Regions from separate parts of the Homo sapiens genome. Here region 1 is linked to region 2. A link is an interaction called in ENCODE POLR2A ChIA-PET data of the cell type or tissue named here. Cell type or tissue: A673. All regions are shown on one strand. Each heading gives the region's core, and the rest is flanking DNA. Links, peaks and the distances in the headings are about the cores only.

Region 1 (4,400 bases), core at 267-4,266, 130 kb before region 2:
ATACTTCAGCCAGCCTTGAATGTTTGGGCCAAACTGTTGACCCAGGAAACTGGACCACCAGGCAGGCTCTCAATAATCAAGTTTTATCTGTATTTCCTCTGTAACTATCCTTTTCTCTCTTTAAAAAAAAAAAAAAAAAATTGGCTGCTCTTCTAGTAGAACGAAGCCCTCCTTGATTGCCAGAGATATTTGCCTAGCTTATTTTAATAAAATTAATTTGCTAGGTTAGAATTTCCAAGACAAACTCAGCTTGAGGGAAAAAAAAGGAGGGGGAGGAAGGGGAGCAAGGAGGGAAGAGAGGGCAGGAGAGGGCAGGGATACCTTTGGCTTGCCACAGGATGCGCAGACTCTCTCACCAAAGGAAAAGCAAACAAACAGGCCCACTGCCTGAATCATGGGTGTAAACCAGGGCTGTTTCAGACAGCAGGGAATTCCTAAATGCTGACTGGTGTGGCTAACCTACATGAGTGTGCTAAATAGCAGTGCTAATCTTAATTTTCAGTTCTTTTACATTTTATTTTTTTCTTACGGATTTTTTGTTTGTTTGTTTCCTTAAGAACAAAGAGCAGATTTTTTGTCTTATCCTTGTCCTTCCCCTTCTCTGTGCAAATGTCTAATTTCCACTGTTTAAACTTTCCCTTTTCAGGAGCAAGAAGCTGTCTTCCAGCTTTCTCCTTGATCAAACTTCTGTCTCTTCCTGCCCCCGTTACATTTTTGAAAGTATTATCTACTCATATTTCCTCCATTGCCTTATTGCTTATCATTTGCAATCCAGTTCTTCTAGCAATCTGGTTTCTGCTTTCATTAGTCTACTGAAATTATTTTCTCCAAATGTCAAACTTTGCCAACTTGCTAATTTGGATTTCCTGCTCAGAGTTCCTTTTCTTTTTGACCTTTGCATCATCTGAGACCCTATCCACCTCTCTACTTCTAGGTGTATTATATTCCTTTGATTTTTAAAAATCTAGGTATGCATTTAGTAAAATTACTTGTTTTTTTTTTCTCTTACTCCAAAAGTAAACTTTTTTTTGAGACTTCATTATTGAACTTCTTATATTTTCTCTCCTTTGGCATTTTTTTTTCCTGTCTTAGTAGCTCACCTTTCTCTAGAACTGTAGGTCCAAATCTCCAACTACCTGATGAATATTTCCATCTGTGTTGTCTCATCAGTTCCTCATTTTCGCACATCAAGGGTGCATTCCGTCGTCTTCCTCTGATACAGTCAATCAGAGTATCTAAACAAAATTCCCACGATTAATGTATTTCTTTCAAGCAATATAGATGAAAAATGATACATGAAAATAAGATATTCAGGGTGCTTCAATTGCTAGTGCTTTTCATTTTAACTGTTTCTCTGGTAATATTTTAAAGAGAGTTTGGTACAATTTTTTTTTTTTTTTTTTGAGATGGAGTCTCGCACTGTCGCCTGGGCTGGAGTGCAGTGATGCTATCTTGGCTCACTGCAACCTCCGCCTCCTGGGTTCAAGTGATTCTCCTGCCTCAGCCTACTGAGTATGCGGGATTACAGGTGCCTGCCACCAGGCCTGGCTAATTTTTTTTTTTTTGTACGTTTAGTAGAGATGGGATTTCACTATGTTGGCCAGGCTAGTCTCGAACTCCTGACCTCGTGATCCACCCGCCACGGCCTCCCAAAGTGTTGGGATTACAGGTGTGAGCCACCGCACCCCGCCCGCAATCCACCGTGCCGGGTCTGGTACACTTTTATGAGTGAATTGGCACATTTTATAATTGAACATAAGAATTCAAGAGAGTTTGAAACATACCCCTAGCAGATCCTTTAGAAGAGCTAGTCTATTTTCACAGTTATCATTCTCTTATGGAACCTTACCACACTTCTTTACATGCTAAATTTCTAAGTTCCAAGTTGTCTTAACCTGAAAAATATTTTATTTTTTCTTGTACGTTCTTTTGTGAGTATCACAGTTCTCTATCCAGGCTGGGACAATGATGTATTTAAATAATGAATGTTAAAAAAAAATCCCCATTAGCTTTCCCATCTCACCGTCCACCTGATACTCTATTGCACAAACACCAGGATTAGAAATTGTTTTTCCTCCCACGTCTCCAGCTGCAACCCCGCCAGGCACTGAGTGAGGCTTGTGCAGCTTGTCACAGGCAGAGTTTCCTGTCAATAGCAAAAAGGAAGTGGTGCTTTTGGATGAACCTTCATTGTCCAGGGCTGGAACAGTGATCACCAGGCAGTGATAAGGGCGCTTTTTAATCTACAGGATCTGCACGAATCTAACTAACCTTGTTAGGGAGAAGAGGAAAGAAAGGGCGGTCACAAATTGTGTTGGGAACACTCTTTCCTCAGCCTCTTATATCCCAGCAACCAAAAGAATCTAAAACACACTATTTTTTAGTCAGAATGTTTATCTTGCCAAGGCTTTAGATCTTGTTGCTTTGCAAAGTGAATATAAAATTACATCATGTCATCAATTACCAAAAAAAGAGTAATGCATATACTCTTAATTTTAAATTAAAACTAGGGTTGTAATGTATCTTAGACTGTGTTTGATTTATTATTATTCTTTTATTTTGGAGTAACTTATGTATTTGGCATCTTCCATATGTGAAGGCCATGCTGTAGAGTCTCCTTCCATTTCACCTTTAGATTGCCCTCACTCTTTCCATCTCATTCTTGTTTTCTTCCAGGAGCCTAACATCCAAAATATGCTCCTTGAATATTTGTTGAATAAATACTTCATTGTTGATACAATGAAAGACATATCATCAGCTTGTCTTTCCTTCACCCCAAACTTGGTATAATTATGATATGTATTTTCTCAGTTGTTTTAAAATTTACTTTAACTATGTTAAACATTAAAACTTTATGTTAAACATTAAAAAGCATTATCCCATTTTTCAGATGACAGAAGCCAAGTGAGTGTGTGTGTGTGTGTGTGTGTGTGTGTGTGGTGTGATGTTGTGTCAGGGATCTGAGGAGGGAACTGGCTTGTAGATAACAAGCACATTAAAAATAGCCTCTGACTTTGGTTGTTGTTTCCACTGGCCTATGATCCTACAGTAGAATGAAAAGATCCCTATCATTTAAACAACTTTCTTTGAAAGGAATATTAACTCAGTGGTAAAGCTAAAAGAAAAATTGAAGGGAAGCTAAAAGATGATTTGAGTGTGTCTGCCTTGCCCAGAGGTTGATAGTAGCATAGCTTCAACATTCAACAGCATTTACATTGAACATGTCATCTTGAGAAGTTACATCTAAAATGCTCCCTATCACAAAATTCTATTTAAAATAATAAAGGCTAAGATGGGCTCCAAAATTCAGGTGAAATGGAACTGAGAAGTATTTTCTAGACAAATGTAGGAAATCAAACCAAACCAAAGCAAAACCCAAGCAAAGAAGTTTTATTTATTTCTTGCACTCACTCTTTTGTTGTTGTTGTTTTTTAAGTCACTAAATATCGGGATGGTTTATTAAACAGCAATAAATATTTGGTATAAGCTTCTTCCCATTCAAAGTCAATCCTTCCACTTGTCATCTGAATTCTTTCCTTTTTTCCCCTTGTAAGATTTTATGCCATTAGTCATTCTCTTTCTTTCTTTTTTATTTTATTTTATTTTATTTTACTTTAAGTTCTAGGATACATGCGTAGAACCTGCAGGTTTGTTTCATAGGTATACATGTGCCATGGTGGTTTGCTGCACCTATCAACCTGTCATCTAGGTTTTAAGCCCCGCATACATTAGGTATTTATCCTAATGCTCTCCCTCCCCTTGCCCGCCACCCCCGACAGGCCCTGGTGTGTGATGTTCCCCTCCTTGTGTCCATGTGTACTCACTGTTCAGCTGCCACTTATGAGTGAGAACATGTGGCATTTGGTTTTCTCCTCCTGTGTTAGTTTGCTGAGAATGATGGCTTACAGCTTCATCTATGCCCCTGCAAAGGACATGAACTCATTCTTTGTTATGACTGCATAGTATTCCATGGTATATATGTGTCACATTTTCTTTATTTAGTCTATAATTGATGAGCATTTGGGTTGGTTCCAAGACTTTGCTATTGTGAATAGTGCTGCGATAAACATACGAGTGCATGTGTCTTTATAGTAGAATGATTTATAATCCTTTGGGTATATACCCAGTAATGGGATTGCTGGGTCAAATGGTATTTCTGGTTCTAGATCCTTGAGGAATTGCCACACTGTCTTCCACAATGGTTGAACTAATTTACACTTCCACCAACAGTGTAAAAGCATTCCTATTTCTCCACATCCTCACCAGCATCTGTTGTTTCCTGACTTTTTAATAATCGCCATTCTAACTGGTGATAATCACTATTTTTTAAGTTTTTTTTTTTTTTTTTTTTTTTTTTTTAGAGAGAGAGAGTGGGTCTTATTCTGTTGCCCGGGCTGGAC
Region 2 (4,400 bases), core at 125-4,124:
GGAATGGGTGATATATTGTCATCTGTTGCATGGTTTATGCATAGGTGAAGTTAATGGATACGGCAATCAGTGGCTCATAATAGTACAAGAAAATCAATGTGCAAACTGGGACCTGAGATTTTAGAGGAAATCTGAAATTCCCTAGGGGAAAAGGGAAAATAAGGAATTGGCATTGCTAAAACAGTTAATACTACAATCTTTTCTGTAGTTTATTGTCAGATAAGCAGATCCTTGACAACCTTTGCAATGCAATGAATACTCAGAATTTTTTAGGTCTCGGAACTTGCAGTATCTATTGTGGAAATACAGAAACTGCTGATATAATTTCACCAAAAAAGAGAAAATACACTAAACTTGTCATTGCTACCTGGAGAAAAATAAAGTAACGTAAAAATCATTTCAAAACTGTCTTTGTCCTATCACATTTGATAAGGAGACTGGAGCCCCAGTAAGCTATTATCAGATGTGAATGGTAACTTTTGTCTGTTGACTTCTTCATCTATATCTCTAGCCAGAGTTTTTTCTTGAGCATCCACTTTCAGGTCCCAAACTGCCTGCTGTACTCCTCCACTTGCCTCAAGCTCCACATACTCCCAAGTGAACTGATCATTTTTCTTCTCAGCTCTTCCCTAAGTGGATTTCTCATTTCTGTTGAGGTCACCACCATTCTTCCAATTGGCAGGGTTGTCTTTGACTCCTCCCTGTCCTTCAGTCCCACTGTGACCATGCCTCATAGATTCTATTTTTGCAAAGTTCCCTTTTATCCATCCACTTACCTAGGGTAACAGTGAGAGCAACCTCTCATACTAGAGAAGATATTTTGACATCACAAACAGCTGCTTTGGCATCACTTCCGTTGTCTCCTGTCAGTGACAGGTCTTCATTATTTTCATTTTCTGTTACCTGCATGTCTCTTCCATGAGCCTTTGAACAATTGACAGCAGAAGTTTTTGCTCTATTCACCCTCAGTTCCCCAGCATCCCAATATGACTCATGACTTAGTAAAGGGATATTTTCAGGATGAAAGCGTGATCTTCATTATTTATTTATCTGTACTAGTTAGGGAAGGTTAACTCCTATGACCAACAAGCCCAGTATCAGTGGCTTGAACCAATAAATGCATATTTCTTGCCCACGTTATGTTTCCATGCACAACACTGCAAAGGAGAAATCCTGCTTTATCTCTTGGCTCCACCATCTTGCCCTGAGTTGTCATGGCAAAGCCTGAAGGAGACTACATTGCTTCTTTCCTTGATCTCTTGGCCAAAACTCAATCAGAAAGATCCACACAACTACAGTGGATGCTGGGAAATATAGTTTCACTGGAAATAAGCTTAGAGATCATCTAGCCAGTGTCTGCCATGCTATCCTTCTAACTCTCTACTTACAATTATAATAATAAACTAGAAGAGTGTCTTTCCACTCACAGTGACCCCCTAAACTCCTTGATTCACTCCCACTTATTTCCACTGTGTTCCCCTCTCAAACTTCATTTGGTGAGATTTTTAACTGTTTTGCTTAGGTTGCATGACTCTGTCCCCTGATCATAAACTGGTTTGTCTATCTGTAAAACAACTGAAGACAATCAGGTTTTTTTTTTTTTTTTCCTGGGGAATTTGGAATCAGAACCAAGAGTTAGCCCATCAGTCTCTCAGTGTGACAACATTTGTAATCTATGAACTCAGAAATTTTAGGGCACCCATCTTTACTAACTGATCATGCAGATAAGGAACAGAGAGACTGTGCCTACAGAGAAAGAAAAAAGAAGCAGATATTCAGGGAGGAACTTGGAGGGAGGGGAAAAAGACCTGGTGGCTGCCCAGCCTTGGCTTCTGTTCCATCTGTAGGCTACTTCCTATACTCCTGGCTGTACCCTTATAATGATCAATGTTTTTTGATACTTAGAAAAGATAAATAATCCTAACCAAGAAGACCCCCTGCCAAATTCCACAAAGAATTTGAAGCAGGCTGAAATGAGAATTCATACAACAACATTGTCTGGAAAAAAGATTTAAATCATAATTGCTACGTTAGTGAAGGGTCAGATTTTGCTCAAAGCTTCCTGGAAGTCAAAATGAAGAAAAAAATATACAGTTATTGACATTACTCTCAATTTCAGAAAGGAGGAACTATACACTTTTATTTGGGGAGTGAAGCTCTGTTAGTATTAAGATCTAATAGTAATTTCTTAGGCAGGTAAAAATGATTCATATGTGAAAGATCATAGCCTTTCCTCAATCCTTCCAGATTGTTGAAGAGAAATCCAATTTTCACATGTCAAGGTGAAGAGCAATGCTAAGAATCTGAGAAGAAAATTTGAATCTCCATTCTAGGTATTATTGCAGGCCCTTCTGAAATATTTTTAATAGCCTTGGACTTCTGTTGTTATTAACATATCCTCTGTTCTGGAGCCTTCCCCTCCCCATGCCCATTTGGCCAGCATTTCATTTTCTGTTAGAATTCTTTACTTCAGGCCTATTCTCTCTTGAATGTAAAACACCACAAGAGCAGGGATCTTGTTTATCTTGTTCACATCATTGGTCCCAGTGCCTGCAACCATTCCTGACACATAGCAGATAATAAATATTGTTTGATTAAGCGAATGAATGAATGAATGAATGAATGAAGCAATGGAGAGAAGTGGAGATGGCAGAGTGTGAGAGAAAAGAAATTGGGGAGGATTTAGGTTTGGGGGACTTGTGGAGAGAGCAGCTGGAGGCACGAGAAAGGCAGGTAGCAGAGAAGAGGGAATTTTAAGAAGTGTTGCTGAGGATTATGTAATTGGATCCTTGTACTGTCATTTTTTAAAACACAAGTGATTTTTTAATTAAAAAAATACTTACGGTTACTGAGCTATGTTTCTTCTTTTGCTCTGTCCTTTAGAAACTTGTCCAAATGAGTTTCATCTCAATTAGTAAAACTCTTACCTGATTTATTATGGCTTATTCAGATGCCACTTAATTCATTTTGTTATTTACCATTTTTGGGGCACATATCATGTGTTAAGTGCTATATTTGGTTCTAAGGAAATAAACATGAAAAAATTATATTTCTGCACTTAAATAGGGCAATGATATCAGTGAACTAGTAGCATAGGTCAAGATGTATGTGAACAAAGATGGGCTTCAAGCTTGAGGGGGTGTGGAAGGGTCATGGATCAGCTTCTTAGAGGTAACTATCTTTGCAAAGTCATGGAGATATGAAGGAAGCGACTAACTTCAAAAAACTGCAAGCATTCAGTTATGGCTAGATGACCATGTGTATACATGAAAAGGGTGGGAAAAGAGGCTGAATCATTGTTAGATTTTTCAGTAAGGGAATACTAATATGTTCTCTGTATTGCACTCTGGCAGAAGAAAAGAGAATGGATCTGATAGTATAAAATATATATTTGACCTTTCTTCCCATTTCCTGGCATTAACTCCTAAAATCATAGACTCTCCAAAGTAATAGATGTAATCTATTAGTAATAATGTGTTTTTGTATGTGAATGAGTTGACTGATGGCTGGCAGCTCCTGGGTAGCTTCAGAATAGGGGTTGGTCAACAGAAAGACCAGGGCAGGATAAGAGGTGGGGTTGGGACTTTCAGCTCCCCCCACCCACCTTCCAGGGAGAGAAGAGTGGCTGAAGGCTAAGTTGATCAACAATGACCAATAATTTCATCAATCATGCTTATGTAATGAAGCCTCCATAAAAACCCCAAATGACAGGATTCTTGGAGCTTCCAAATAACTGAACACGTTCTGGTTCCTGGAGGGTGGTACCTCAGAGAGCGAATGGCAGCATGGTGCCCCTTCTCACATGCCTTGCCTTATGTGTCTTTCCATCTGTATCCTTGGTAACATTCTTTATAATAAACTGGGAAATATAAGTAAATTGTGTCCCTGAGTTCTGTTGTGAGTGGCTCTAGCAAGTTAATAGAACCTGAATAAGGGGTTGTGGGAAGCCTGATTTCTATAGCCAGTTGACCAGAAGCACAGGTAAAGCAACTTGGGGCTTGAGATTGGTATTGGAAATGGGGAACAGTCTTGTGAAAGTGAGCACTCAACCTGTGGGATCTAACACAGCCTCCAGGTAGATAGCATCAGAAGTAAACTGGAGGGCACCTGGCTTGTGTCTGCTGCAGAATTTTCCGATTGCTTGGTGTGTGGGGAAACACCCCCTTATGTCTGGTGTTAGAAATGTGTTGGTGAAGGCTGGGCTAGGCGCAGTGGCTGACATCTGTAATCCCTGCACTTTGGGAGGCCGAGGCGGGTGGATCACCTGAAGTCAGGAGTTTGAGACCAGCCTGGCGAACATGGTGAAACCCCATCTCTACTGAAATTCAAAAAATTAGCTGAGCATGGTGGTGGGGACCTGTAATCCCAGCTACTCAGGAGGCTGAGGCAGGAGAATGGCC

What was found. Peaks named below come from ENCODE experiments on the same cell type or tissue, not always from the same donor. Only the 100,000 strongest peaks of a DNase experiment are listed, where the experiment ranks them.
Region 1: POLR2A ChIA-PET joins it to region 2 with 8 read pairs; 7 of 35 experiments call an interaction of 5 or more read pairs at or near these places.

The regions. Positions count from the first base shown.
Region 1 is chr7:116,391,596-116,395,995 of GRCh38, reverse strand. No RefSeq gene overlaps it. Among named protein-coding and RNA genes, the nearest start is that of CAV2-DT, 110 kb to the left of the region's middle. In A673, for the core only: no CTCF peak of the experiment used is centred there; a DNase peak (open chromatin) is centred at 2,125; H3K27ac peaks cover 3,132 bases.
Region 2 is chr7:116,262,711-116,267,110 of GRCh38, reverse strand. No RefSeq gene overlaps it. Among named protein-coding and RNA genes, the nearest start is that of TES, 54 kb to the right of the region's middle. In A673, for the core only: no CTCF peak of the experiment used is centred there; no DNase peak of the experiment used is centred there.